Linked DNA regions of Homo sapiens: regions 2 and 3 are each linked to region 1. The links are chromatin loops, found by intact Hi-C in ENCODE. Cell type or tissue: mammary epithelial cell. All regions are shown on one strand. Links, peaks and the distances in the headings refer to the core of each region. The heading gives the core; the rest is flanking DNA.

Region 1 (10,582 bases), core at 2,520-7,519:
ACCCATTGTCAACGTGTTGCATTCAGACAGTCAACAAAGCCAGACAACCACGGGGCCTGCTGGGGCACTTCCCAACTGGTAGCACCAACTTTCCAAAGGATCTATGTCACACAGGATTAGGAGGACTACAATAAAACCAATGACTGTACCCTAAAAATTAATTTTCTTGACAGGATTTATGGAGATGACTATTTACATGGGGCTTGATTTTGAGAATTGGGTGGATAACGACAGAGTGACTGTTTACTTAAGAGAACTGGCATGGCCAGGCCACCACACACATAGAGCAAGGGATTTGTCTTTATAGCCAGGAAATTTCAGGGCTATGAGTATATAAAAATCAATTGTTATGTGAATTATCTCCTAGGCCAATTAGCTAGAGTAGACAATAAATGATCTTGTGCATCTTCCATGTTAATGACAGGGTTTGGGTAAAGGAGTTCATAGCTTATCAACAAACCAAGTTTTATTGTTTTTTTAAACTAAAACGGATTCACTTAACAAATATTTAGGAAGCATCAGAGCCAGGTCTTGTCCTAAGTGCTGAGAATCCTGTGATACACAAGACAGGACAGGCCTTACTCTCATGGAGCTTAGTGTCATGAGGAGAGACAAACGAGTGAAATACCGGGCAAGAACATTTCAGAGGGAAACCTATGGAGTTTCCCAGTTCATCATCTGCAAGCCACTCTTCAGCAGATGATGAACTGTGGATGAGTTTTGCAACTGTTCAAGATAAGGCCAACTCCCAGTGGGTTAGCACCAAAGCCGAGTGCTTTGTGTTCCTCCAGAATAGTAGCTGAGATGAGTTAACAGTAGTAAGAGTAGTAAGAGTTGTCAACTCTTACTACTATTAGGGAAATAACACAGAGTGATGTGGTAGACAGTGATGGGTGTGGGGACAGAAGGGTCAGGGCAGGCTATAGCATGTAAGGATCAGGGAAGAACCTTCTGAGGCAGCAGGAGCAGGTGCTGCTAAGGCCTCACAGCGAGAATGGATGTGCTTTGTACGGGGACAAGAATAAGCACAGGAGCGTACAAGCCAGGGAGGCAGCCGTGTCAGGGGAAGTCGGAGAGGTTAGTTAAGTCAGGTAAACAATGGCTGACCATGTAGACCATGAGAAACAGTTTAGATTTTATTCTATGTGCAGCTCTAAGCCACTGGGGGGTTTTAAACAAATTCCTGAATCGGAGGCATTGCTAAACCTGTAACATAGTTAAAGAATTAAAAAACAAAAACAAAACAAAAAGTCCTTAACATCTCAAAGACACTGGCATCTCCAAAGTGCGGAGCTAAAGTTCCTCTTTTTGCAAAATGAATTGTCCAGAAATCTATTCCGGTGTAATTCATTTGTTTACTCATTCATGTCACGTATAAATAAATGTTTGTCACTCTGTTCCAGCCACTGTGCTTGGCACTGAGGAGATACAACTGGGAAGACAGGTATGGCCCACAGAGAATGAGACAAATAACCAGGTGATGACAACACACTGATAAGTGCCCCACTGGGGATGATGCTTCCCTAACACGCGAGAGTTCTCCCATCAAGTTTAGGGAGCATGGAGGAGGAAGGTGTAAGGAGGGGGAAGCAGGAAAGGCTTTCTGAAGGAAGTGATGTTTAAGAACACAGTGTTCCCCAGAGATGAGAGGAAACAGGGCAAGGTTGCAGAAGTGCAACAAGTACAGTAAGGTCAAAGTAAAGAGTGTAAACAGACGCTGCAATGGCAAGCCAGAGTAGGTCACCCAGGCCTCCCAGTTAATAAAAGGATTAAGGAGTATATAGTATCCATGGGGCCATCAAAGACTCTTATGCAGGAGAGTGCTGTGTTCAAGCTTGCATGGTAGAACAATCCCACAGGTTTCAGAGTAGAGAATGAGCCAGTAAAAAGGGTCAGGAAGGCCAGATGGCCAAGGCTTGGGCTGAGGTGGTGGCAGTGGGGATGGTGACTGGTAGGCTGCTGTGAGAACAGAATCAACAGGTCTTGATCATTGTTGAGAAGTCAGTGATGAGTAAAGGAAGCTGGCCAGGTTTCCATGCACCAGATGGAATTCATGGAAACAGGGAGACACACAGGTGTGGGTGCAGGGGAGGAAGGGGAACCATTCATGTGTAACAGTCAACTGGCTTGGCAGACATTTGGGTAGATGGGCCTAAAGAACAGGTAGGAGATCTGGGATATGGTTTTTGGCATTGATATGGTTTGGCTGCGTCCTCATCTAAATCTCATCTTGAATTGTAATTCCCACATGTCTAGGGAGAGACTGGTGGGAGGAGACTGGATCATGGGGGTGAATGCTCCGTGATAGTGAGTTCTCATGAGATCTGATGGTTTTATAAGGGACTCTTCCCTCTTCGCTCCTAACACTTCTCTAGCCTGCCGCCATATAAGACATGTCTCTTCTCGTTCTGCCATGATTGTAAGTTTCCTGAGGCCTCCCCAGCCATGCGGAACTGTAAGTCAATTAAACCTCTTTCCTTTATAAAGCACCCAGTCTCAGGTATTTCTTTATAGCAGTGACAAAATGCACCAACACAGATATGTTGCTGATAAATGGAACTACAGAAAGGGACAAGATCAACTGGAGTTAAGAAGAGAATTTAAGGTGGCTTATGCCTGTAATCCCAGCACTTTGGGAGGCTGAGGTGGGCAGATCACGAGGTCAAGAGATCGAGACCATCCTGGCCAACATGGTGAAACCCCGTCTCTACTAAAAATACAAAAATTAGCTGGGTGTGGTGGTGTGCACCTGTAGTCCCAGCCCCTTGGGAGGCTGAGGCAGGGGAATCGCTTGAACCCAGGAGGCGGAGGTTGCAGTGAGCCAAGATCGCACCACTGCACTCCAGCCTGGGCAACAGAGTGCAACTCCATCTCAAAACAAAACAAAAAAAAGAGAGAGAATTTAAAACCTGACTCTCTGAAATAAGAACTCTTAAGGGGAAAGGAGCCTTCAAAGGAGGCTCCTTTGAGACAGAGAGATGTCCAGAAAACTTCAAGAGTGTGGTGCCACCAAAGACAAAAGCAAATTGAGGGTTTTAAACCAACAGGGCTCTTGACAATGACCATTGTTGCCAGAAATCAAGTAAAACAAGGCGTGAAAGGGGTCATGAGGTTTGACAGGGAGGTCATGGTAACCTTGGTGAGAGGCAGTGTCAGTGGGTTGAGTGGGGACAAAATGCAGGCTGACATGAGGCATTCCTATATTTAGTTTTAAGAGTAGGGATGAAAAAAATTCAGCACAGGACTTTCCCCACAATAACAAATGAAGTGTGGAATTACCAAACATTGGAAATAACTCCAGATTTTTTAAATGGGAAATAAAAGGGAGCAAATTACTTCAGACAAGAAAAGGCCCAAGAAACCCTCTGGAGAGTCCTCCTTCCAGATGTCTTCTGGAGTGGCCACCCAGTGGCTTGCAGCTAAGAACTCTCCTTCTCTCCCAGGGAGCCAAGCCCCAGGTGTGGGGAAGATGCCCCAGGGCCAAAAGCCTACAGGCATAGCTCACAGTGTCTGTTCTGAGCAGCAAGGGCAATGTGCAGGAGCAGTGATCACAGCCAGCAGAGCAGAAAGTCAGTCACAAAAAGCAACGCAACCCAGGAGATCCCAGGCTGGTCCAAGAAGTTGATGCAGTCCCTGTTTTCACTTGGGCTCCCACAGCTCTCTTCGCTGCCTCTCTTGCTCGTACACCCAACAAGTATTTAGTAAGTGCTGCCTTGGTGCCAGGAAAGGTACTAGATGCTGAAGAGGAATAAGCCCTCATGCCAGCCCTTGAGGAGTGTGCAGTCCAGTGGGGGAAAGCTGGTATATTAATGTCTGATAATCATGTATTTATCATGATACATGATAAATGGCTGGGCGCGGTGGCTCACGCCTGTAATCCCAACACTTTGGGAGGCTGAGGCAGGTGGATCGCTAAGGTCAGGAGTTCAAGAGCAGCCTGGCCAACATGGTGAAACCGGGTCTCTACTAAAAATATAAAAATTAGCCAGGTGTGGTGGCAGGTGCCTGTAATCCCAGCTACTTGGGAGGCTGAAGCAGGAGAATCGCTTGAACCCGGGAGGCGGAAGTTGCAGTGAGCCCAGATTGCATCACTGCACTCCACCCTGGGTGATAGAGTGAGACTCCTTGGAAAAAAAAAAAAATCATATAGTTAAGTGGGGTGTGGTGGGCTCAGCAGCCTAGAGTCAGATGATTTCTAGGTCAACCACTTACAAGCTGGGTGACCTTGTACAAGTTAGATGACTTTCCTGAACCTCAGTTTCCCACTTGAAAAACGAAGTATGAACAGCCTCCCTCCTGGGGCAATCGTGAGGAAATGTGAAGCTCTCAGCTCAGTGTCTGGCACCAAGGGAGCCCCCATGGGCAGCAGCAGCTGTTGTTAAGTACAACGACAGAAATGAGCACCAGCTATTGTAGTAGCGCTGAATAGTGGCACCTAAGCCAGTCAAGGGGCAGGGCAGCAGGGAAGGCTCCCTGGAGGAGGACTCAGTGGATCCTAAAAGAAACAGCAGATGTTAGCAAGTGTAGGTAGGGGAAGCAAATCCCATGTGGAAGGAACTGCAGTCTCCCATCTTTCTATGTTTCTTGCAAAGTTGTCACCCTCATACAATGAACACAATGCTCCTTCTTCTGGGTACTGATTCAACAGAAAGAGCACTGAACTTTGAATCCAAAGGTCCAGGCTTGAACAGGAGCTTACAGGTTAAGACTGCCACACAGGCTGGGCACGGTGGCTCACGCCTGTAATCTCAGCACTTTGGGAGGCTGAGGTGGGCAGATCACTTGAGGTCAGGAGTTTGAGACCAGCCTGGCCAACATAGTGAAATCCCATCTCTACTGAAAATACAAAAATTAGCCGGGCATGGTGGCATGCACCTATAATCCCAGCTACTTGGGAGGCTGAGGCAGGAGAATCATTTGAGCCTGGGAAGCGGAGGTTGTAGTGAACAGAGATTACACCACTGCACTCCAGCCCAGGTGACAGAGTGAGATGCTGTCTCAAAAAAAAAAAAAAAAAAAAAAAAAAAAAAGGACTGCCACACAGACTTGAACAGGCCACTTATGCCCTCTGAGCCTCAGTGTCCCTCATTTAGAAAATGTAGGAGATAGTAGTTGCCCTGCACTCATCATGCTTTCCATCCGTATTTATCACACACCTGGAAAGAGCACCCTCAAGTGCTGGGGAAACAATAGTGAACAAGAAACAGGTGTGGGCCTGACCTACGTTACAGCTTAGAGCAGGAATCAGAGAAGAAAATGGGCAACTATAGTACAGTATGCCAAGTGCTATGATTTGGGTTAGTGCCAAAATCAAATGAAACACTCTGCAAACTGTTTCAAGTGGCTCTGAAAACTGAAAAGCACTATAAATATATTTTGTAGTATTATTGTTATTCCTGACAGCAGTGCCAGCCAGATCCTAAGCCTATCAGAAATTTTTCCCAACTTCTGGTCTGCCGACAGCACCTTGTCTCCAAGGCAGCTATGGGTGAGCATGCATATCAAATACATGTACGTGTCTGCTACTGACGTGCCAGCTCTGCCAGGTTTTCTGTGGTCTGGTAATCAACCATGACTGAGCGTCTTGGCATTCGATGAGTCCTGTTTTCACTGGGGAGCATTATGCTTGGTGATCTCACATACATTTCACGGATCCAAATCCTACAGGCTCGTGATGCAGCCTGAGAAGCTGATTCCTTCATTTGACAAGCACTATGTAGCAAACAAAAGCCAAACACTATTCTGAGAGGCCAACTAGATGGTCCTTGGTCCACAGATGATCAACTTAGTGAAAAAGACACTTGGGAAACTAATATGATGAAGTGTTATCATTTATTCTAGATTGTATATAGTGAGTGATCATATAACTTATCACCCAAACCAGCACATTGAAGCAGAAAGGCGCAATTAAATTTATACCAGGGCAACAGAACTAACAGGCAAATGAAGAGGTATGGTCCCTACATATAATATAAAGGTCAAATGGCTTGTTCAAAGTAATGACAGATGAGTGCCAGAGCCAAAGCACATTGATATTGTAGCCTAATTAGATGTCACTCACAGCTTTGCTTTCCACAGAACTAGTTATATACTTTACATGGCTCCTTGCAATACGTAATTCTCTTTGCAAATTAGATCCTAAAGGCATTTACGGATTCTGAGATTATGAGCTGAAAATTGCATAACGATGAAAATCAGACACCCGAGTCTCTTTTATGGTGGAAATTTTCATTATAGTATTGAAATTTAAGTTTCAATGCCAAATGTAGACCTCTGCCTAATGGTCTGCTACTTAGGTTTACGTTAAGCCCTTAACTAAAGTAATTCCTTCCGCAGGCTCCAAAATGAACTGTCTTTCCAAGTGCTTTTTAACATCAAAATTTAAAAGCTGTCTCTAAGCTACCCTGGGGCGAAGGTAAATTAATTTCTCATTTTTAGGCTGGCTCTTTACATTCAGTGGTGAAAGGACTTCTATGTCAATGCATATGAGCATGGAGGTGGTGCTCCCAGGAAGAAGAACCAGAGGAGGGACACAAAAACTCTCGAAAACAAACATGCCATGGTGCTTGGGAGTCACTATTCTGCCCAAAGGGTTCGCCTGCCAAGCCTGCAGGTAAATTCCCATAAGAAACTTACTTTCAAAGTAGAGTCCCACTGGATTAATTCCTACCATCTAAGAAGTGAACGTCAGTTCATAAATATAAAAGCAGAAGTGGCTGGCAAGTCTCTTATGCAGTCTGCTGAGCAGCAGATGGCTCACTACACAGGCATCATGACTTTTCATTTTTAAGGAACAAATGCTTGGCTAATCTCTGGCTAAGAGAAGACATAAATCTCATAAAGACAATTCTGTTTCATTGTCACGTGTCATATTTCATTTATTTATTTATTTATTTACTTATTTGAGACACAGTCTCACTCTGTCACCCAGGCTGGAGTGCAGTGGTGCCATCTCAGCTCACTGAAACCTCCACCTCCTGGGTTCAAGTGATTCCCATGCCTCGGCCTCCTGAGTAGCTGGGATTACAGGGGCACACCACCACGCCCGGCTAATTTTTGTATTTTTAGTAGAGAAGGGGTTTCACCATGTTTGCCAGGCTGGTCTCGAACTCCTGACCTCAGTTGATCCACCTGCCTCACCCTCCCAAAGTGCTGGGATTACAGGCGTGAGCCACTGTGCCTGGCCTATTGTGCCATATTTCAGATGAGGAAATTTAAAAATTAAGGGAAAAAGTCAAAATTGGCTAAAAACAAAAACCTTCTTATGGCAGTTCTCTCTCAAACCTAAATAAGAATCAGAAAGAAACCCAAGCCTGCTTTTGCAAAAATACTAAACAAACAATAATTCCCACACCCCACATATGCCCAATAGTATAAAACTTCTAGACCAGGTGTTGAAGTCTGTACCAACTGAGAAGGGCTGTTTATTAGAAATCTCTTACATTTTGGTATCCAACATTCTTCATTAAAAAAAAAAGTGTACCATTTTTTTCGAGTAGACACTGAAAATTTGGTTTAAAAAACAATCTTTTTTCTAAAACATTTCTGAAAATATCTTACATACTTACAAAAGAAAAACTCATGCTAAGTTGAGGTCTGACAGATAGCCTTTCTCTGTGACAAGATGACATCAAACACATTTTCCTTCACTGTCACCACAGAGTGCCACAGTCCTCTATCTGCAGGCACCCCTAAGCATTTTGCTTATGCTTCTCATGAGCTGCCTTTCAAGATGCTGATTAGTCCTTTCAATCATTAACTGTTTACAAGTTCTGCCAGCTGCAAGCCTGACCCTAGATTTCTGAATTTTTACTGGTTAAAATAATACCACCACTTAGTCATCTGTGAAGCACCAAAAAGTAAGAGTTAGCCCTTAGGTCAGTTAAATAGCCTTATATAGCAGAGAGAACATTTGGGCTCCTTTTATGTGGGGAAAAGAAAGTCTTTTAAAGAGCTAGAGCAACAGATGTATTCGGAGCACACAGGTTCTCTCTGGCATCCTTCCTGTAGCTCCACATCAAATTTGAAATGTAGTTAAATCACAGATTTACACTTAAGCTTCCTTATCTCTGATAATGGACTTGGAAACATATCAAAGAACCTGCCCATGTGTACTTATCAGTCCCTGACAGGTATGAGGCTTAGAAGTTCAATACAGGACTTTCTTGCTCACTTGTTTAGAAACTCAGAGGTAGTGTATCAGCAAGTATTTGGCTGAGGGTTCCAATTACCTATGATCCTATGTAATCCCATATTGCTAAAAAGTTGCCTGCTTATAGACTACAAATTTAAAATACTCATATGACGGCTAATTCACAACCATGGGATAGAGGTATATATCTACAAATAAATTATATGAATATGTTTCAACTTGTTTAGGGGATGGGGCATTTTCTCTCTTTAATTTTTACATTAATCTATTGCTTGGAATGGCTATTATATCAGTTGATAAAATTTCCAGACAGTATAAAAGGGTATCAGTATAAAAGGGTAGACAGGAAAAATAACTCTTCCTTCCCTCTCCAGAAGTAACCATTAGTATGAGTTTCTCATATTTTCTCCAGAGATACTAAATGAACTTGCAAGCTGGTGTGGGTGGATGTGTGTGTGTGATTTCACACTCCCCTTCCCTTTAAAAACAAATGACCACCAGTTATTCACATTGTTCTGAATCCTGACTGTTTTCCTTAACAGTATCTCCTGGAGATTGCTCCATCATTACACGAAAAGTTGCCTCCTCGTTCTTTCTTAGTGGCTATGTAGCATGCCATTGTGGAGATGTACAACAACATACCCAACCGGATCCTTAACACTGAACAATAGATTGTTACCTATCTTTTATTTTGCATGGGACAGAATCTCTGAGCTGGATAAAACAGAAGAGGCACTGAATGAATATTGACATTTTGTTCTACCTGCTGCCATCCTCCTTTTAAGAAATACTGATTTCTAAACAACATGGAGAGGCTATTGGAAGAAACAGATGTCACCCTTCCTGCTTTACACACAGGAAGATACAACACTTCTCTGTTTTGATGCTGCCCTCAAACAGCAACTGAATCTTGGGAAGAGGAGCTACTTAGTTTTGCCAAAACCAAATTCATCTTTGTGGGCAGACCAGCCTCAATGTCTAACAGCCTTCACCAAAGAAAAATCATCTTCAGGGTAAATTTTTTAGGTATAGGGAAGCCTAGGGTGCAGTCTAGGTCAAGGTCACCTCTCCCTTCCACACAGCATGACTCAGAACTCCAATTCTACTTGGGCTCTGATTTAGGACATTCATAGTCTTTGGACAAAAAAGCTCCCAAATGGTGAGGTGGGGAAGTCTCTGCAGTTAGATTTTGTGGACTTTGGGCAAGTTACTTAACCTTTCTGAGGCTGCTACCGGCAAAAATGGGAAAACAATACCCACCTGTCAGAAGTGACTGTGAGGATTAAGAAAAACAATGCCTATGTAAATTGCGAAGCGAAGTGCCTGAATTCGGAAATGTTGACTCTTACTAATAAAACAATGCAAAGCCACTTCGTTTTTGGAGAAACATCTTGGACCTGCCTAAAAATACGTCTCTTGAAAATTCTGGCCTGTGGTGATTTTCCGCTCTCCTGACTCCACTCCCTCTAGGCCCTCGTGGCTCCTGCACACCCTGCAGAATGGTTTGTTACTTCTCAGGCATGCAGCATGAGCCGGGTGCAGTGGCTCATGCTCGTAATCCTAGTGCTTTGGGAGGCCGAGGTGGGAGGATCAGTTGAGGCCAAAGAGTTCGAGGGCACTCCATATTTATTTTCTCCTTGTTTGTGCTTGCACAGTTCCATTTGCTTGCAATGTCCCCCATCTTCCCATGGGTAACTTTTACTCACTTACCAAGATGCAGCCCAGAGGGTGAGGCTCAGTGTCCCTCCCCTGGGTCCCACTGCATCCTGAGTCTGTCTCTGTCACAGCACTGCCAGGCTACCTTAAAGAAACCTGGGTGCAGGTCTCACGTACACGGAATACTACCTTCCCAACAGTATCCTGGCATGCCGTAGACATGGTAACTGCTTGCTGAACTCGCATGAACCCTATGGAGACAAGAATTCCAGTCAGCCTCAATAAAACATGATCTATGCCTCTGGCATCTTCTTTCAACCAACAACATGGGTATCTGCCCTTCGGGTATTTATATTCCCACAGACCTCAATTTAGAATACATGTCATGTAGCTCCTATCAAAAGCATGGCCAAGATAACTGGGATCCTCTAAGAGGGATCCTGCCTTCCACCTATCATTCTGTTACCAGGCCGATCACCAGCAAACATGCTTTCTCCAGGTTGTTCTCCTTGTTGCACCATAGTAAAAACAACCTTTCAATACTTCAGCTTAATATCAGACTCTGTATTTAATCAAAACCAATGGGAGTAACAGCCCTATATAGAGGGCCTCATTTATTTTTTGCATGAAACTGCTTTGGAAGATATTATCTATTGAGCTATTCAAAATCATTAATATAGAGATTCACATGACAAATTAATATTATAACTTGTAGCTCTTGATGAACTGGCATGCTTTTTTTGAACAGACAATTGAACTATACATCCCATTATA
Region 2 (10,582 bases), core at 3,223-8,222, 160 kb after region 1:
GACCAGCCTGGCCAACATGGTGAAACCCCATCTCTACTAAAAATAAAAAAAATTAGCCAGGTGTGGTAGCAGGCACCTGTAATCCCAGCTACTAGGGAGGTTGAGGCAGGAGAATCACCTGAGCCCAGGAGGCGGAGGTTGCAGTGAGCCGTGATCACACCACTGCACTCCAGCCTGGGTGACAGGGGTCTCAAAAAAATAAATGAAATAAAACAAAATAAAATCAGGGGATTTCAGAGAACTTATGTTCCCCCACAATACACATCAAAATAAATACAGAAGTCTAGATGGTAATTTAAAATATACTCTCTCAAATGACCTAGTGTACCACCAGTGGTGTGCACACCCCACTTTGAGAAATACAGTAACGAGGATTAAATGAATGAACACTCATAAAGCACCAAGACTGAGAAACAGTAGCAGGTTGTCTTCCTCCCTTCAAGAGCAGTGTTACCAATCCAGCTGGCTTTTCCTTTCCAGTGGGTTTTTCCTTTTGTTGTGGGAGTAACTGGCCTGGCCAGATGATAAGAGTAATAACCAAGAGTAATTAGGCACTTACCAACTAATGTGCAGATACTAATGTGCTGAACTTTCATTCTTACAATGAGTTTATGAAGCAGGGGTATTATTATCCCCATTTTACAGAAGAGGAAATGGAAGCTTAGAGAGGCGCACCACCTGTCCAAAGTTCTACACCCAGGATGCTATTCTACACCAGCCACACATTACTCCTCCATGCAAACCCTCTCTCTAATCCACGTGGCGGAATCTACCCAAAGAGAATGATCTGAGATACGTACAAAGGCTGATGTACAAGGCCAATAACTGATGAAATTAATAACTTTTGAAGCTATTATGAATAACATAGGCCAATGTTATTTGTAATACCAAAAACCTGGAAAGAGCATTAGTCTAACAATGATAAATGATTCAACAAATTAAGATATAGTCCAATGACAGAATATTAAACAACCATGACAGGTGATACTTCTAAACATTTCATGACATCAGAAAATGTCTGTAATTTTTAAAGCAGAATACAACAAGCATATTCAACATAATGCCAGTTAAATTAAAATTCATACTGACATTGACAAAATACATACAAGACATCATTTAAAAAAGGCAAGAAGGAAGTATCTCTGGGAATAATATTACCAATGATTTTTGACTGAATGTTTCAAAATCATTTTGCTGTATTTCTGTAATATTCTACAATGAGTTCATATTTCCTTCTTCAATCACTGCTCTTCTCCCCACCTCCCAGTGTGAATGACAAATTGGCAAACTGCAGTGGGTTCTTCAGCATTTTTATTCAAATATAAAGGATTCTTATAAAAGCACTAGATTAGGCCAGGTGCAGTGGCTCACGCCTGTAATCCCAGCACTTTGGGAGGCCGAGATGGGCGGATCATGAGGTCAGCAGATCGAGACCATCCTGGCTAACACGGTGAAACCCTGTCTCTACTAAAAACTACAAAAAAATTAGCCGGGCGTGAGGGCGGGTGCCTGTAGTCCCAGCTACTTGGGAGGCTGAGGCAGGAGAATGGCGTGAACCCGGGAGGGGGAGCTTGCAGTGAGCGGAGATCATGCCACTGCACTCCAGCCTGGGCAACAGAGCAAGACTCCATCTCAAAAAAAAAAAAAAAAAAAAAAAAGCACTAGAGCACTAGATTAAAAACAAACCACAAGGAAAGAAAGGACTAGGACTTGGATGCAAAGAGGAGGAAGTGTTATATTTTTTCTTCTTCTGGGGAGGAGAGAAGGGAGGAAATTTCCATTTTTCAAGTGTAGCTCACTCTCAAATCCATGAGCTCTGGGCATGTAGTCTGCACCCTGGGTACTTCTGTAGATGGTTTGAATATGACATACACCCACACGATGTAATTGGGCCATCTGTCTATTGTTCCCCTGTGGTCTGAACCTCCACAGCAGATCACATGAGCTTTAAAGGTAGAGACAGATGTGTGTTCTAGTTATGAGTGTCCTTACCTCTCGGTACTCATATATCTCAGTGCCACCTGCCCTTAAGAACTCCCAGAAGGCTGGGCGTGGTGGCTCATGCCTATAATCCCAGCACTTTGGGAGGCCAAGATGGAAGGATCACGTGAGGCCAGGAGTCCAAGAACTTCTAGAGGCATTCACTGAAGGAAGAGCTACAGGAAGCCTGGACTCCTGCAGTTTCATCCGGCACAAGATCCAGGTGGGAGTAACAGGAAAATGTTGAACAAGAGTGAGAAGTGGAGTGAACTACAAAATGGCATTCTGAAAAGCCAGATGGCCAGTGTTAAGCCAGGTCCTGACATGCATGAGAAGGCATGCCTGCAGCAACTTCAGCATATTCCTTTCAACATAACCCGATTAACCTATGGAATCTGAGTTAATACCCACATTGAGGAAAGTGGCACTATAAAGTCAAGATTAGGAGACTGAGCCCTCTCTGCCTCAATCTGTCAGACTTCAGCCTTCAAGCAGCTGGAGAAACAGTGGGAGGGCAGCATTCTTGTAAACAAGCTAATCTTTTTAGAGTTAAGTAGGCAGTGACATTTGTTATTTAAAACATCAAACTTGGAAAAGACCAACTCACACTGTAAGAGCCTGCCCTTCTCTTACTCCCTTGCACTGGACTGGTGTGTTCTCTCTGACAAGTTCTCGGCTTTCTAACCTTCCCTCAGGTGGGACGGCAGGACAATAGCAGCCTGAGCTGAGAACAGGCCTCTCATCCTGCTTCCAACCTGGACTCATTACAAAGAAAAATGAACCAATTCTCATAGTCTTTGGGGAGTAAATTTTATAACTCCCTAAAGATATTCCCTACCTTGTACCCAAAGGTAGGGAACAGCAAAAAGACAAAAAGACATCGAGAGATACAGCAAACGGGGCTGCAGCGGGTGAGATGGGAGAAATGGTTCTTGCCCAGGGAAGTCTTGTTCTTTGTAATAATGAAAGGGACGAATCAATGACAAGTATCAGATAACTAGGTGACTGACACTGGCAGTGACCACTTCCTCAAAAAAAAAAGCTTAAGAAGAAACAATATCATACTTTCTTCTTCTTTATTACCAATACTCCCTTTTTCCCCTTCCCTTCTCTACTAGGTAAGAGTTTGACAAATTAGAGAATCTGGTGTCACTGATATAGATTCCTGACATTCTAGAAGCAAATCCAGGAAGGGTCCCCATGGGTAGCAGGGCTGGCAAAATAAAATATTGGTTTTTAAATTTAGTATTTAGGGATTAACTTGACCAGGAGCACACACGATCTCTAGGCAGAAAAATAAAATCCTAATAAAAAACACTGGTGGTCTGAATAAATGGAAAGACATTCAAAACCCTTGGAAGACATGACTTAATATTACAAAGGTGTCAACTTTCTCCAAATAACCTGTATGATTCAATGCACTCGCAAAGAAAAATTTTATTTTAGGGGAAACTTCTTAAACTTATTATAGAATTTATACAGAAGGATAAAGACTCATAAATACCCAAGTCAAACCTCAAAAGGGAGAATAAATAGAGGAGACTTATATAACTAGATATTAAGAGTTGCCTCAAAGTTATTATTAAAAACAGAGAGGTATTGGGACAAAAACAGCTACACAAAAAACCTGAATAAAGGGCTCAGAGACAGAACTAAAATATGCAAACCTAAAATGCAAGAACACTGGCACTACAAATCAATCGAGGGAAGAATGGATAGCTTAGTAGATGTTGATAGGAAAACTAACTCTTCCCAAGGATAAAAATAAGAATGGATCTTCATGGAACATCTCATACAGTGGTGGAAATCAGCTAGATTAGAAACTTAAATGTGCAAGACACACTCATAAAGCCAATAAAAGAAAACATAGGTACACATCTTTGTGACATGGGTCATAAAGGCCTTCTCCAAAACACAACTTGAAAATCATAAACAAGAAAGCAAAAAAGAGATGATTTGAATATATAAAAGGGCTTTGAAGGATTTATAGTCAAAGAAGGATACCACGTATTAACAGACAGATGACAAGATGAGAACATATTTAAACTGGCTAAATCTAACAAGGGATTAGTATCTAGAATCAGTAGGAACTTTTTACATATCAAAAAGAAAAGATGGTAACTGAAATAGAAAAATGGGCAAAGGACATGAATAGGCAATTAACAGAAGAGGAAACCCAGTAAACTAACAGGCCTATGAATAGATGCTCAAATTCATTAATTACCAGAGAAATGCAAATTAAAACAACAATGAACTATCATTTTACACCTATCAGACTGGCAAAAAATTAGAGAGCTGAATACTGGTGAGAGTTGGCAGGAATGGAGAAATTTGCATGTAGGGTTGGTGGGACTGCGGATCGACCACTCTGGAGAACAATACAAGAGAGTGCTTAAACTAAGTATATGCATAGCCTTTGTCCAGCAATGCTTTGGGTGGGTGTATCCCAGAGGAATTCTCACACAGGAAGATATGTACAAAGATGTCCATTGTGGTGGTGTGAGTACTGATGAGGAGTTGGAGGCATGAGAAGATGGAGTACATCTCTACAAAAACAGATACAAAGTGCTGTGTACCACAAATTATGCAGTAATCAGAAGCCACAGCATAAAAGGACACAGAGGAATACGAATGGCTCCTGACACAATGATGAGGGCACAAAGTAAGAAATAAAACAAGACCCAGAACCATTTATTAACACACACCATTTATCAAGAACACAGGAAGATAAAAGACACACATTTTAGAAAAAAGAACTAAAAGGGAATGGATGAATAAATAAAATGAAACGAAAGAATGAATGAATCAAGAAACCTGTGCTGATAATGTGCCATGAACAGGGGAGTGTGATGAATTCATCTCTCTAAACCTGAGATCCAAACAGAGCATAGAGAAGAGGAGAAGAAAAGGCTCTGCAAAGAAATGTACATATATTTATCAGCTGCCATCCTCTCCCTGGCAACTGGGTCATTTGGAAAATACCAGCAGCTGACAGACATTACTTATGGCCCTGTCTTATACTCCACAGGCACCGTATGCCCTGAGAGAAACTTCGAGATGAAAGCAAACGAATTCAGAAATTCCCTTTTGTTAACTGCTCCTTCAGAACATTCTGGCTCTCTGATAAAATGTTTGCATTGAAATTCCCACCAAAACATTTCCTAGAAAAGAAAATGCCGGACATTTGGAATTTGGACTCTAGACATTTGGAATCTGGTTAAGAAGAGCAGTGTCTCACTCTTAAATTCATATCAGATTGGCTTCATATCTTTAAAAGAGTTTAGATTGTGTCATAAACAGAAGGAGTGTTGCAGAACAATCAAGACCCAGAGCATTAGCGCCACCTGTGGTAGATGAGCCTTATGGGGGGTTTGCATTAAATTGTAAATTACTGCAATCAAGAGATACAGTAAAACAACCCCACCAAGGAGGGGAAGCTAAGAACCTGTACCATGTGGGAAAGGGTCCAAACTCAAAAAAGGGTGAGGAAGCACTAAACCAGACCATCACACTGGTTTGCCAGCTTAGAAATCAATCAATACCCTAAAAAAACAATTCCTATTTAAATGACTCCTGAAAAAGTGGCCAATTTTTTTTTTTTTTTTTTTGAGACAGAGTCTCAGTCTATTGCCCAGGATGGAGTGCAATAGCACGATCTTGGCTCACTGCAACCTCTGCCTCTCAGGTTCAAGCGATTCTCCTGCCTCAGCTTCCTGAGTAGCTGGCATTACAGGCGTGTGCCACCATGCCTGGCTAATTTTTGTATTTTTAGCAGAGACAGGGTTTCACCATGTTGGCCAGGCTGGTCTCTAACTCCTGACCTTGTGATCCGCCCGCCTCGGCCTCCCAAAGTGCTGGGATTACAGGCGTGAGCCACCGTGCTGGCAAAAGTGACCAATTTTTTTAACCCATCTTTTTACCTCCTGTGTGCTAGATGAAAGGGTAATGACTGAAGAATCATTAGACACCCAAGGCAAGCAACTCTCTTTGCTCTGTGAATAATGAGGTGCAAAAAGCAAAATGTCACAACTGCTTATATTTTCCAAAATAAAACTGTTTGTCTTATTCTTTTCTTGAGGGAGGTCAAGTAATGCATGTTATTATGTATGTTGTTCTATAGCCTAATTTTTTTAAAATTTCAATCATTAACAAACTATCAGCACAATTTCTGCAAATAGATCCAGCCCTCTCTGGTTCTTTCTAAAGGCTGTGTATTACTCCTTAATTTATTTAGCCAACTCCCTATTTGGTATTTAGATTGTCTCTCATTCTTTGCTATTATCACCAACGCCCCAACAAATTTATTTGTTGTACAAACTATCTTTGCACTCTAATGATTTCTTTAGGATAAGCCATTGGGGAGTTAGAGGGTGGTCACTTTTTTAAGGATTCCAAAGCATATCCTCGAAATGCCTTAAGAAATGTCAGAACCAGTTGGGATGCCCACCACTAGAACCATGGTTGTCCTTCAAATCTATTGGGATTTATCCCAAGTAGAGAGATGTAGGTTCATAAGGTCACAAGTTAAAAGTAAACTTCTGGCTGGTGTAGGGGGAGGTCTCCATTCACGTGCCTCTCCTCCCCCACCCCACCACTCTTGGGTCCTTTATTATGGAGGCAATGTGTCCCAGGCAGGGCCAGGTGTGAGTATCTGTTAGTGTAGCCTGCTTGGCATCCATCCCCTCTGGTCCTGATGGCTTCCCTGATTTCCCTCTGGGAAACTACTCTGTTCCCATTTTTTGCAGCAGTCTTGAAACTCTCAATCAAAATGTACAGTTTTTCCCTGGGTGGACCCAAATTAGACCAACTTGTTGCCTGGAAATCTCAATGTTCAGAAAGGTGAGGCAAGGACTACAAACAGTTTAGAGCTTTGTCGTATTATCCAGAAGACCCTTTCTCACCGGGTTCCTAGGTCTCCAGAACTCATCTATTCTCAAGCCTAGCTTTTCAGCTCCTCTGACCTTACTATGAGCTACCATACAGCCTTACATATTCCTTCATTATTGTTACTGTTGTTTTTGCCTCAGTTAGTCAGAGTTGACTTCAAGTGTTCTAAAACAATCTTACCTAATTAAGGGTGGGGTAGGGTGGAATTACTTCTTTGTTTCCTTGCATATTTACTTGAAATTTTTCCCTTGCTCATTTTATTTTTTTTGGAGGTGGAGGGGAACATTTTTTTTTCATCTCATAAAGGCCTCTCAACCTACCCACAGCAGGCATTCCAAATTATTTAATATTTCATACAAAACTCCTGGGTAAAAAATTATATTTTGAAGAGAAAGAAAGGGGGGGAAAAATCTCTGTCCTGTAATGGCTTTCACAAAAAAACAACTTCATCCTTTGGTCCACATGGAGAGGCACTGTTCTACTGATTTTCCTAACACAACTGGAATTCACAGTAGGGCAACCTTTAAATTTTTTCTCAAGTGGATTTTACAAAGCAAGGTGACAGGATTTCCTTTGTACTCTTGCAGCAACCTGGAAGGATTTTGTTTTTTCTCCTATACACCAAGGAGATAATCAGCCCAAACATTCTACCAGTTGCAGGTTCATTTTAATCCCATTGCCTTTACAAGGTTACAGGTACCCTTGGAAATCATGATTAACCAGAGTGCTTACAGGCAGCAGCAGGGCAAATGCACTACAGTCTACAGAGGCTGCCCAGGGACACTTCCATTAGAGAGGAATATTACCATAGAATTCATCTCCATTCTTTCCTCCCACAAGAGACCACAAAGAAAACAGTTACTAAGAAATCACCTAACATAGTTATTGCCTCTCCAGTCCTTTGAGCGAGACCGTGCTGGAGGCAACAGCAACTTTGGCTTTCCCACAGGATAAGGCTCTCCAGGAGTTGAGTATTGTTGTATTAAGTAACTTTTAAGTGGTGACGAGCTATAGTCTTAAGACCTACGATTAAAGGAGATAATGTACACGAGAATGCTTTGTAAAGTGTGACCCATTATTTCAATGCAAGGTGTCACTACACTACAGCCTTGCCAGCCAGGCTCACTTACCGTCCCTCTGGAGTCACTGGCGGAAAGTTGGGGTGGAGGCATGTCCCACTGCACTCGGGAACTGGAGCCAACCCAACACGCCCACAGCACCGCCTGGTGGTTCACACCTGGAGTAGCAACTTCTCAAAGCCTACTCCCAACCCTGGCTGTAGAAGGTTACCCAAGCATCGTACTTACTCCCTTCACTCTGGCTGTCTTTGTTCGAGTTGTAGACCTGGAAAATAAAAATAAAAATTCACTTATGTGCATTTTATGCCACCCTATAGGTTCACTGTAGAAAACCATTATCTTCCTCACTTTCCCTAGTTTGCACCATGAAGTGGAAGGTAATTTCTGGCTCCCAAACATGAACCCATTCAATAATTATCTACTTCTCAGTATTTACTTTAGCTGTTCTTAAGTGTGTGTGCATCAGAATCATCTGTGCAACTTTATTGTGTAAAAAAAAATTCCCTCTTTTTAAGAAAGCAAGTAAATGTATATGCGTACATAAATAGAAAAGAGAAAAAAATTAAAATTAGTTACAAATCATTAAGCATGAACTGCGCACCAGGCAATGTGCTAAGCATTTCACATGAATGATCTGAAATCATCAACATGACAATTCTGTTGGGCAGGAGCTGTTATTATCACTGTTTCACAGATGGAGAATATGAAGCCTAGAGGGGTTAACTAATGTCTCACAGCTAGTTAGTGGCAAAGTCAGGACCTTTACATCAAAAACTGTTGACTGTTAATACCGGGGAGTGGGAACTGTTACTTTTTACTCTACATACTTCTAGAAATTTGAATGTTATAAGGAGAATATATATTTTCCATAGAAACCCCTTAAATAATGTAAATCACAAAAAGGGAAAGTACCCCAATAAAGAAAAAGAAAATGCCCAATATAAAAGAGACAATGACATATTGCAAGGGTCAGCAAGTTTTTCCTGCAACGGGTCAGACATTAACATTTTATGCTTTGTGGGCCAAGAGGCAAAATCAATGACATTATGTAGGTACTTCTACAACAAGATAGAAAGTAAATTTTCATACATTTTTTGACAAAATTTAAAAACTAATAATATTTGAGTATGATTTTCTGAAATGCAAGCCTACTAATCAGAAGAATAAGTTTTTTTTAAGAGAGGTTGATATTTAGCTTAATTGGTACTCAAAGTTAGTATTCCTTATAAAGTCAATTATAGATATTTGTTTGTAAATATGATGCTTGGCTTATGGGCTCTACAAAAGAAGGTGGTGGGCTGGATTCAGTCTTTGGATCACAGTTTGCCCATCTCTGATATGCTGTCATAATTAAACAAGATGAAACCTCTACTTTAGAAAAGAAAAAAATCGGCCAGGCACAGTGGCTCATGCCTGGAATCCCAGCACTTTGGGAGGCCCAGGCGGGTGGATCATGAGGTCAGGAGATCGAGACCATCCTGGCTAACATGGTGAAACTCCGTCTCTACTAAAAAACACAAAAAATTAGCCAGGCATGGTGGCGGGCGCCTGTAGTCCCAGCTACTTGGGAGGCTGAGGCAGGAGAATGGCATGAACCCAGGAGGTCGAGCTTGCAGTGAGCCGAGATCACGCCACTGCACTTCAGCCTGGGCAACAGAGCAAGACTCCGTCTTAAATAAATAAATGAAAAAAAATCATAGAACCCAAGCCCTTCTTTGGTCATTAAGGTTCTGTAGGTATAGAAAGGCATAAGGTGAACCTGATCATAATATATATATATATATATATATATGTATGTATGTATATAAATATATCCCTCCAGTGACTCTAATGGCTACTCTCAGTTGAGAACCACTTATTTAACCCCTAAAGAAACCAAGGCAACTACCTCTGAAAAGAACCATTAAATCCAGAAAGGGATTTTTCACTTAAGAAATATGACGGAGAATGGCTGGTCAAGAGGTCCCACTTGGCCCTTCAGCTGCTTTGTGTCACTGGGTCTCTTAGCCTCTCTGGGCATCTATTGCCTCATCCATAAACTGAAGGAGTCGCCCAAGAAGGTCTTTGAATTATCAAGCTCTAAATATAACAAATCATCCCATTTTATTATTAATTTTCTAAAGAAAACTAAAGCTACCAGGCCACTTATTAAAGGTCAGAAAGATGAGTATAAAGAGAACAGGTTTCTGTACTTAAAGAGGATTGTCTAATGAATGAAAAGGCATCAATGCATATACCTAAACGCTCTAGAGATAAGGAGTCAAAAGATTTTGATCCTGGCCTGGGCTTCCCCATTGGTAACTTCATCTTGCTGAACTTTAATTTCTTCATCTATAAAATGTGGGCGATGATAGGTTTTTCTGACTAACTCAGCCAGAGCTGATGTGAACATCAAATGAGACTGTGCCAAAGAAATATACTGAAACAGCACAACACAATGCAAGCGCTTTGGACTCTACTACTGAGAAAAGAAATGCTTAACATTCATGGAATTTGAGGGGAGGGCAAAAGTCACCACGAAGTCTAGGTGGAGGCTGACATAGAGGTTGTGTAATTTCTACTTAAAAGAGGAAACACAGTGGCCCACTCTCCCTCAGCAGCATCTTTATCATCTATATAAATGAACTTGAGCTAGA
Region 3 (10,582 bases), core at 3,319-8,318, 84 kb before region 1:
ATTAATTCAACATTAATAAACCGAAGTGTAAAATGCAAAAGTATAAAACTCCTAGAAGATAATATAGGAGAAATTCCAGAAGATACAAATACCAAAGGCACAATCCATGAAAGAAAGAATTGATAAGCTGGACTTCATTAAAATTGAAAACTTCTGCTCTGCAAAAGACAATGTCAAGAGAATGAAAAGACAAGCCAATGACTGGAAGAAAATAGCTGAAAAAGACATATCTGATAAAAGGCTGTTATCCAAAACCCAGAAAGAACTCTTAAAACTCAACAGTAAGAAAACAAACAACCTAACTAAAATATGGGCCACAGACCTTAAACAGGCATCTCACCAAAGAAGATATATGGCAAATATGCAAATGAAAAGATGTTCCACATTATATGTCATCAGGGAAGTGAAAATCACAATAACGAGCAAACACTACCCACCCATTAGAATGGCCAAAATCCAGAACACTGACAACACCAAATGCTGACAAGGATGTGGAACAAAACAAACTTTCATTCACTGCTAGAGGGAATGCAAAATGGGACAGCCATCTTGTAAGGCACTTTGGTGGTTTCTTATAAAATTAAACATACTTTTACCATATGGTCTAGCAATTGCATCCCTTGGTATATACCCAAAAGAGTTGAAAACTTATGTCCACACAAAAACATCTACAGGGGTGTTTATGGCAGCATTATTCATAATTGATAAAACTCGGAAGCAACCAAGATGTCACTCAGTAGGTGAACGGATAAACTGTGGTATATCCAGACAATGGAATACTATTCAGCACTAAAAAGAAATGAACTATCAAGCCATGAAAACACACAGAGGAACCTTAAATGTACATTAGTAAGTGAAAGAAGCCAATCTGAAAAGGCTACATCCTTGTATGATTCCAACTATATAACTCCATAAAAGGCAAAACTATGATGACAGCTAAAAAAAAAAAAAAAAAAAATCAACAGTTGCCAGGGGTTAGATGGGAGGGAGGGATAAATGTACAGGGCACAGATAATTTTTAGGGCAGTGAAAATACTCTATGATACTACAGTGTTGGATACATGCCATCATACATTTGTCTAAACATAAAGAATGTCCAATACCGAGAATGAACCCTAACGTAAATTATGGACTTTGGGTGATAATGATGTATCAATATACGTTCATGAGTTGCAATAAATCTATCTCTCTCATGGTGAGACGATAATGGAGAAGCTACAGATTTGGGGGGCAGGGAGTATACGGGAAATCTCTGTACCTTCTTCTTAATTTTGCTGTGAACCTAAAACCTCTCTTTAAAAAATAGCCTTTAAAAAGGCAATGCAATAAAGAATAACCTTTTTTTAACCAAATGTGCTGTGAGAATTAGCTAAGTATGTTTTTAAAAATGAACTTGGATCCATAGGTCACATCATATACAAAAATTAACTCAAAATGGAAAAAAGACGTGAATGTAAAATCTAAAACTATAAAACTGGTGAATAAACCAATGGAGAAAATCTTTGTGACCTTGGGTTAGGCAAAAATTGCTTAGACATGACCCTAAAAACATAATTCATTTAAAAAATTGATAAACTGGACTTCATCAAAATTTAAAATATCTACTCTTCAAAAGACAATTTTATGGGAATGAAAAGACAAGCCAAAAATTGTGAGAAAAATCTTTGCAAAGCATAAACCTGATTTAAAAAAAAAAAAAAAAACCTTGTGTGTCTGGAATATGTAAAGAACTCTCAAAGCTCAAAAATAAGAAAAAAAAATCCTCACCCCACAAAAATGGGCAAAATATTTAAATAGATTCTTCACCAAGAAGAAATGCAGATAGAGAATAGACACATAAAAAGATGATCATTATTAGTCATTAGAGAAATACAAACTAAACCCAATGAGATATCACTATGTACCTATTACAACGCTAAATTTAAAAGACTGACCATACCAAGTGTTGGTGAAGATGTGGAGGAAGGGGAACTCTGATACACTACTGATGAGAATCTACAATGGTACAACTGCTATGACAAACAGTATGGTGGTTTCGTAAAAAGTTAAATATACATCTCCCATATAATCTAGACTTTCAACCTCTAGGTACTAACCCAAAAGTATTATATGTCCATGTAAAGATGTGTTCATTTGTACATGAATGTTCACAGCAGCTTTACTTACAACAGTTAAAAAGTGGACACAATAAAAACATCCATCAACAAATGAAAAGATAAATAATTTGTGGTATATTCCTACAAGGAAATACTACTCAGCAGTCAACGTGAATAATTGGTACATGCATTAACATGAATGAATCTCATAAGTACTATGCTAAGTGAAAGAAGTCAGACACAAAAGGTTTCATACTGTATGATTCCATCTATGTGATATTATGTAAATAAGGGCAAATCCATAGGAACAGAAATCACATCAGTGGTTGCCAGGTGCTGGGGGTTAGAGGAGGCAGCTGACTACAAAGGCACAGGAAAGAACTTTATAGGTTGATACCTTGATTGTGGTGGTAGTTACATACTTGACGATATATGTTTGTCAAAACTGTGAACTCTACACTAAATAGGGTGAATTTTACTGTATGTAAATTAGGTCTCAATAAATTTGAAGTTTAAAAACAAATGCAAAAAACCCTCAAACTTGCAGAATCAGAGTTCTCTGTAAGGCAATCTGCAACTTCCGTGAGCCAACAAATACTGCCTTTAGAAAAAAATCAGTAAGTCACAGACTTAGATGTCCTTCTTTAGTAAAGAACATTAAGAACTAGAAAATAGCTCAAATAAACATTCTCAGGTTACAAACTGTGACCATCACTAACATATGAAAATTCTACTTGCCAACTAAAAAACCTGGAATACCTGTCTTTTTTTTAAAGTACCACTAGCTCTGCCATACAGGTCCTTATTATTCCTCACCTGAGTCACAGCAAAAACCTTCAACTGATTGTCCTGATTGTTTTCTCACTGCACCACAAACCATCCTCACCACCGCTTTCCATTTTCTTTCTAAATCAGATCTGATCATGCAGGTCTCCCATTCAAAAGCCTCTGATGCTTTTCCATAGATTGAATAGAAAACCAAAGACATTTGGCAAGGCCCTTCTCAAATTAGTCTTAACTTACCTCTTTAGGCCTATTTTCTGTTCCATCTTCCCCAACACAAACTTTTAACTCAATATATGCAAATACACCCCAAGTTTGCATCATTGAGACCACTTGAAATTTCCAGTCGACATCTCCTCTGGTCCTCCATACCATTCAGCTCATAGAGCTACCTCTACCTGAACTGCCATTCTCTGATCTGGTTCTTTCATACACATCATCTTAGGGAAGGCTTTTCCAGGGCCCATCCCCTCCCCTGTATACCACAAGACACATCTCTTTTACAGCATCCAGCACACACATTACAGTCAATTGATTTGTCTACACTCCCTAAAGTGAGATCTTCTCACCAACAGGGCCATATACTTTTTTTTTTTTTTTGAGGCAGGGTCTCACTCTGTCACCCAGGCTGGAGTGCCATAGCACAATTTCAGCTCACTGCAACCTCCACCTCCTGGGCTCAAATGATCCTCCTGCCTCTGCCTCCCAAGTAGCTGGGACTACAGGTGCATGCCACCACTCACAGCTAATTTTTGTAGAGACAAGGTTTAATTGCCCAGGCTGGTCTTGAACTCCTGGGCTCAAGCAATCCACCCACCTCAGCCTCCGAAAGTGCTAGGTGTGAGCCACAACACCCAGCCAGGGCCATGTCTTGACCCAGCTGTTTCTCCAGGGCCTAGCACTATTCTAAGTGAATGGGTGTTTTGGTAGACCAGAGACTTGTAAATGCAGATGTTACTGAGACTTTAAGTTAAATTTTTGTTTTCTCATATCACTAAAGCAGTAAGAGCAACTATTGAGAATTGTATTAATATCATCATTTTTATATTTGTTAAGAGAACATTCTACATTTAGAAGAGAGTTCTGTGAGAAAGGAAAATAAATATTGGGGCCCCAAAATCACTAAGCTAAAGGGAAAAGTCAAGCTGGGAACTGCTTAGGGCAAACCTGCCTCTCATTCTAATCAGTCATCTCTCTGCTCACAGAGATAAATGCATATCTGATTGCCTCCTTTGGAGAGGCTAATCAGAAACTCAAAAGAATGCAACCATTTGTCTCTTATCTACCTATGACCTGGAAGCCCCCTCCCCACTTGGAGTTGTCCCACCTTTTCCAGACTGAACCAATGTTCATCTTACATGTGTTTATCGATGTCTCATGTCTCCCTAAAATGTATAAAACCAAACTGTATTCTGACCACCTTGGGCATATGTGGTCAGGACCTGCTGAGGCTGTGTCATGACAGGCCTTGGCAAAAAAATCTTTCTAAATTAACTGAGACCTGTCTCAGATATACGGGGTTCACAGCTGTGAGGGAAAAAAATCAAGAGAAATGAAATCGAAAGCCTACATGAGCAACTTATTAGTTGTGAATCCTTGGGCAATTGTTAATCTTTCTGAGTATATTTTTCATATATACAAGAAGAATATTAATATCTGTCTTCAAAGGGATAATGTAACCACCACAAGGAGATAACATAATGTCAAAAGTTTGTGAATCATACGGTCAACATAAATTTTAGTATTAACAAAGAAAAAGGTTACTATTTTTCTGGCTCACAGAGCCTACTCTGAAGAAAGAGTTTAATGCACAATGCCAGTAAACAATTTGAAAATATCTTCAAAGGCACTGGCCACGGTGACTTATAAAGCAAGGAAGCAAATATTTCTTCTGCAATGTTTAGTAATGACTTTGAAAATCTTGTGTTTGTAGTTGTTTCAATAACATTATTTAACTGTCTGAGGCACTGGAAATAGTCTGGGGCAAGGGAACATAGTCAAGTGATTTAAAATAATTTTTAAATTTCATCTAAATAATGAGTTTTTTTAGATGTGGTTGAAATTTTCAATAAAATCCACCTCAGAGCTGGCAAAAGTTCAAGTCATAATTAAGAATTTTCAATGATTAGCCTATAAGTTCAAGTAAATAACATAACTGAATTATTCCAATGATAGCCTTCAATAGGTAAAAGATAAAGATTTAGAGAAAATGATTATTTTTGTATTGAATAGGCCTTTAAGGCTGAAAATGTGAAAATATGATGATTATACATTTCTTCCAGCAAAATATAGTGGGTCACCATCCACTAGGAAATTTATAAGTAAAAAGATGAACGATAACAAGTATTGGCAAGAATACTAAGAAACTGGAACCCCTATACATTACTGGGAATATAAATGGTACATCCACCATAGAAAACATTTCCTCAAAAAGTTAAACACAGAGTTACCATATAATCCAGCAATCCACTCCTAGATATATACCCAAGAGAACTGAAAACATATAATCACACAAAAACTTGTGCATGAATGTTCATAACAGCACTGCAGTAGTCCCCCTCATCTGTGGTTTCACTTTTCACAGTTTCAGTTACCCACAGAGTCTGAAAATATTAAAATTCCAGAAATAAACAATTTGAAAGTTTGACATCATGCACCATTCTGAGTAGCATGATGAAATCCCACTGTCCTGTCCAGGACATGAGTCATCCCTTTGTCCAGTGTATCCATGCTATACATACACTACTCACCCATTAGTCAGTTAGTAGCCATCTTGGTTACCAGACAGACTATCACAATGGGGTTTGGTACTATCTGCAGTTTCAGGAATCCACTGGGGGTCTTGGGATGTATCCCCCATAAATAGAGGGGGAATTACTGTAGTCACAATAGTCAAAGGTGAAAACAACCCAAATGTTCATCAATTGATGAATGGATAAATAAAATGTGGCCTCTGCATACAATAGAATATTATTTAGCCATGAATAAGAATAAGGTACTATTAAATGCAACGACACGGATGATCCTTGAAAACATTGCTAAATAGAAAAAATCAGTCACAAAAGACCACATAATGTGTGATTCCATTTATATGAGGTGTTCAAAATAGGCAGATCCATAGGAGAGAAAGTAGATTAGTGGCTACCAAAAGCAAAGGGAAGCAGCGGAATGGGGAGTGACTGGCAATGGGTACAAGGTTTCTTTTTCAAGTGATGAAAATGTTCCGGAATTAGATGATGGTGATGGTTGCGCAACTTTGTGAATATACTAAAAACCACTGAATTACACTTTGAAAGGGTGAATCATATCTCAAGTTTTAAAAATACAGTGTGTCAGAGCAGGGTGATGGAACAGATCAAACATGGCATCATCTTTGTGACCGGGGGCCATGAACAGTTTAGCTGCTTCCTACTCAAATACAGTAGGCCACAGATTACATACCTCTTTGTGGCAAAGAGTCCAAAAAACGCACTATCAAATTGCAAACAGGAACCAGAAAGCTAATATACCACCTCTCATATACAAAACTGCCAGGGACTCAGGTGAAAGGCTGGATGTGCTGCAACCTCTTTCATAGTTGATGTGTCCCAAGAATTCATTTTAAAAAAACAGTTTATCAAAAAATATACAGTACAGAGCTGAACAAAACATTTTTCACAAGCACTCCTTGCTCTAGCCAGATCCATCTTTTGGCCTTTAGGAGCACAGGGAAAACGTCTCAGCATTACTTTGTACCCTGAGTACAAATTTATCTAGAACATACTGAAGTTTCTGGAGAGTGAGGTGTTTTATAAGAGATTCTGCTCTGTATCTATAACATGGGAATAAAGCACTGCATTAAATATAATCCTAAAAGGATTCTTTGTTTGCCCTGCCAATTATGGGTATGTGGGCCGAAATCTGCCTCAAAGACAGTAATTAACATCATCAATGATGTTCAATTGTCTGGAAAAAAGCTGAAAAATCTCAATTATAATGAAGATCAACAAAGGGCCAACTAACCAGAACACTAAAATCCACTGATAATAGTTTTTAGCATTCTATCTTTAAAGAAAATGAGTGCAACTTTACTGTTTACACTCCAAATCCAAAATTCTAGGATGTTAGCAGGGGCTGTAAGGGTCAACACACACTCAAGCCAAGTTCGTGACACCATAGATGTGTGTGCTTGAAAGCCAAGGCCTACTTTTGTATTGCTCATGTACACTCAGAACTCAGTACACTGATTAGCATCTAATTACAAGATATCTATAATATCTCTTAATGTTTGATGAGTACAGCCATTATAGGAAATGCTATGGGAGATTCCTCAAAAAATTGAAAATAGAACTACCATATGATCCAGCAGCCCCACTTCTGGATATACACCTCAAGGAAACAAAATCAGTATCTCAAAGAGACATCTGCACTCCCATGTTCACTGCAGCATTACTCACAATTGCCAAGACAGGGAAACAATCTAAGTGTCTTTGGACAGATAAATGGACAAAGAAATGTAGTGTGTGTGTGTGTGTGTGTGTGTGTGTGTGTGTGTATTTCTTTCTTTTTTATGACTGACTAGTATCCCATTGTGTGGGATACACTCTACATTTCTTTGCCCATTTGTGTGTGTGCACACACACACACACACACAATGGGATACTATTCAGTCATAAAAAAGAAATACATATATACACACACACACACACACACACACACACACAATGGGATACTATTCAGTCATAAAAAAGAAAGAAATCCTGTCATTTGCAACAACATGGATGAACTTGGAGGACATTATGCTAAATAAGCCAGGAACAGAAAGACAAATACCACATAGTCACACTTATCTATGAGATCTAAAAAAAGTCAGACTCATAGAAACAGAGAGTAGAATGGTGTTTCCTGGGGCTAGGACGTAGGGGAAACAGGAGGTGCTGGTGAAGGGATACACACCGTCAGCTATAAGATGGATACGTTCTGGCAATCCAATGTACAACATGGTGACTACAACTAATTATGCTGTATTGTATACTTGAAATCTGCCAAGAAAGATCAGAAAGTTACTTTTTTACCACACAAAAAAAGGTAACTTTGTGAAGTGATGGATGTATTCACTAACTCGATTGTGGTAATCATTTCACTATATATATATATATATCAAAGCATCATGTTGCACAACTTAAATATATACAATTTTGTCAATTATACCTCAGTAAAGTCTGGGGGAAATTTTGTGCTAATCAAAAAATTTAATTAATTGATGAAAACCAATATCTGAAATAATGACCCTAAGCCACTATAAACCAGAATTGAAGAAAATGTTACCCATCTATCTTACATAGATATACTTACAAAAATTGTAGAGAGAGAGAATCATTAAAGGGCTTTTTCAAGCTCTATTCTTAAGCATTTCCTAGCACATTTACTAGTTGTGGGACCTTAAATAAGTGTTATTTCATCTCTAGATGAAAGCTTCAGGCTCTTTATCTATAAAACATGGAATTGCTGCTGTGGCTGGCTCTTGGGATTGCTACAAGGAAGAAATGAATTTACGTATGTGTAAAACACCTGGCACAGAGAGTAGATACGCAAACATGTAAATCCCCTCCCTGAACCTTCAGTTCTTTCAGAGGAAACGCACACACAACCCCCCATAACGGTTCCCTTCATCTACAGCAGTTGTCCACCACATGCATCCTGCGAGGTTGGCCCTGGGGATCCCAAAATGAATTGGGAGGTGTCCTTGTCCACAGGGAGCCTACATTCAAGCACGGGAGATGGGTAATAGGAGTGCCTGTCAAGAGCCATAACCGAGCAGGCCCAGGTGCTGCCGAGCACCTGCCTCTCCAGGGTGAGAGAGACGCCCTGAGGCACCTGGGCAGGTACTTACCGTGGAGGAATCTCTGAAACTGGGCTGCAAGTGCTAGAAACTCCACTCAAATCAGCCTAAGCAATGAAAAAAAGGAAAGCTGTACCTCGTATTAACTGGAGACACAGAAGGTGAGACTCCAAACCAGGTTCTTGGAGCCTTCCACTCTGCAGACCACAGCCTCACGCCACATCAGGCCTCCCTCGGGCTGCAAGATGGAGAGACCAGCTTGAGGGCGGTGGAGGTAGGGCTTCTTCCCAGAAGATCCTGACAGCCCTGTACTCACCTCTCATTGGCCCAAACAGGCTAGGGTCGGCCCACCCCTCAACCAATCTGTGACAAGGGAGAGCAGATTTATCATCATTGGCTAAAAATCCTAATTCTCTAGAGGTAGAAAGGATATTTTAGATTCAATCACAGTGTCTACTACAAAGCATTCAGTAAATATCTGATGACGACATGGATGAAAATGATGAATGGCTGGATCAACAATATAATCTGTGCTCTTTTAGAAGAATTTGCCTGTGGGGACCGGGCAGGGGGGAAAATACCTGCTTTTGATTTTAGTTCAACACAATTAAAGATAGAGCAGGATGAATCTACCCAAAATGACTTCATCAGAAAGCTATCAGCAATTAAGCATAGACCGCCATTAATATTACCTAGCAAGTAGTATGAGTCAGGAACTATGTGGAGTGTAATTTGTGGTTAAGAGCATAGGATAAGGGCTGAGGGCGGTAGCTCACGCCTGTAAACCCAGCACTTTGGGAGGCAGAGGCAGGCAGATCACTTGAGCTCAGGAGTTCGAGACTAGCCTGGGCAACACGGCGAAACTCTGTCTCTATAAAAAATACAAAAAAATTAGCCAGGCATAGTGGTGCACGCCTGTGGTCCAAGCTACTCGGGAAGCAGAGGTGGGAGGATTGCTTTAGTACCGGGAGGCAGAGGTTACAGTGAGCTGAGATAGTGCCACCGCACTCCAGCCTGGGTGACAGAGTGAGACAACTTAAAAACAAGAAAAAGAGAACCAGAGAGAAGAAAGAAAAGAAAGAAAGAAAGAAAGAAAGAAAGAAAGAAAGAAAGAAAGAAAGAAAGAAAGAAAGAAAGAAAGGAAGAAAGGAAGGAAGGAAGGAAGGAAAGAAAAGAAAAGAGAGGGGGAGGGGGAGGGGGAGGGGAGAGGAGGGGAGGAAAGACCTTGGTTTAAATGTGTTCCAATGCTGACTCTACCATTTACTAGGCATATAATCTTGGGTAAGTTGCCTAACTTCTCCAGGCCTCGGGTTTTCTAATTGGGGAAACAACAGTTCCTACTTCACAATGTTGTTATGAGAATTCAATAGTAAAACATGGGAAATGGTCAGCATCCTGAATGTTTAAAAATGTTAGCCATTGCTATCGTCCATAAAAATCCATCCTGAATCAGCTTTAGTTTCATGTAAACTGCATGTAAAAATAGAAAAGACACCTTTTCTCTGACTCAAAATGTAGAGTACAATAAATGGAATGACAACCATTAAAACAGTCTTCTTTGCTGATGGGGCTACAGTAGGCAAGCCATTCTCATCAAAGACAGATGTGGCACTTTGGGACCCGGTCCTTTTCTGTGACAATGCCCCTCTGGACTCCTGAATTTGGCTCACCCCACTCTCCAACAAGGCAAGTTACTACTAGGTTTCTCTGTTTAAAATATCTATATTTAAGAAAACTGAAGCATATGTCCCCACAAAGGCTTATACATAAAATGTTCATAGCAGCTTTTTTCATAGTAGTCAAAAATTGAGAACAACTAAGTGTTCACTAACAGTGTATAGATAAGGAAATTATAGTGTATTCATAAAATGAAATACTGCTG

What was found. Hi-C counts contacts between places; a loop is a spot of excess contacts. Peaks named below come from ENCODE experiments on the same cell type or tissue, not always from the same donor. Only the 100,000 strongest peaks of a DNase experiment are listed, where the experiment ranks them.
Region 2: it touches region 1 in a loop (3-fold over the local background); 4 of 110 quality-filtered maps call a loop at or near these places.
Region 3: a loop joins it to region 1, with 9 times the contacts of the local background. A loop is called at or near these places in 3 of 110 quality-filtered maps.

What each region holds. Positions count from the first base shown.
Region 1 is chr5:143,172,436-143,183,017 of GRCh38, reverse strand. The region is part of intron 20 of ARHGAP26 (Rho GTPase activating protein 26); the gene reads right to left. Among named protein-coding and RNA genes, the nearest start is that of ARHGAP26-IT1, 15 kb to the left of the region's middle. In mammary epithelial cell, for the core only: a CTCF peak has its summit at 5,183; a DNase peak (open chromatin) is centred at 5,557; H3K27ac peaks cover 2,441 bases.
Region 2 is chr5:143,011,709-143,022,290 of GRCh38, reverse strand. ARHGAP26 (Rho GTPase activating protein 26) reads right to left here. Exons shown (of 23, transcript NM_001135608.3): 12 at 8,175-8,211. Among named protein-coding and RNA genes, the nearest start is that of ARHGAP26-AS1, 150 kb to the right of the region's middle. RefSeq lists enhancers at 296-385, 2,066-2,275, 2,696-2,745. In mammary epithelial cell, for the core only: CTCF peaks have their summits at 5,325 and 8,099 (motif pointing left); no DNase peak of the experiment used is centred there.
Region 3 is chr5:143,257,548-143,268,129 of GRCh38, reverse strand. No RefSeq gene overlaps it. Among named protein-coding and RNA genes, the nearest start is that of ARHGAP26-IT1, 70 kb to the right of the region's middle. In mammary epithelial cell, for the core only: no CTCF peak of the experiment used is centred there; DNase peaks (open chromatin) are centred at 5,579 and 6,169; H3K27ac peaks cover 3,053 bases.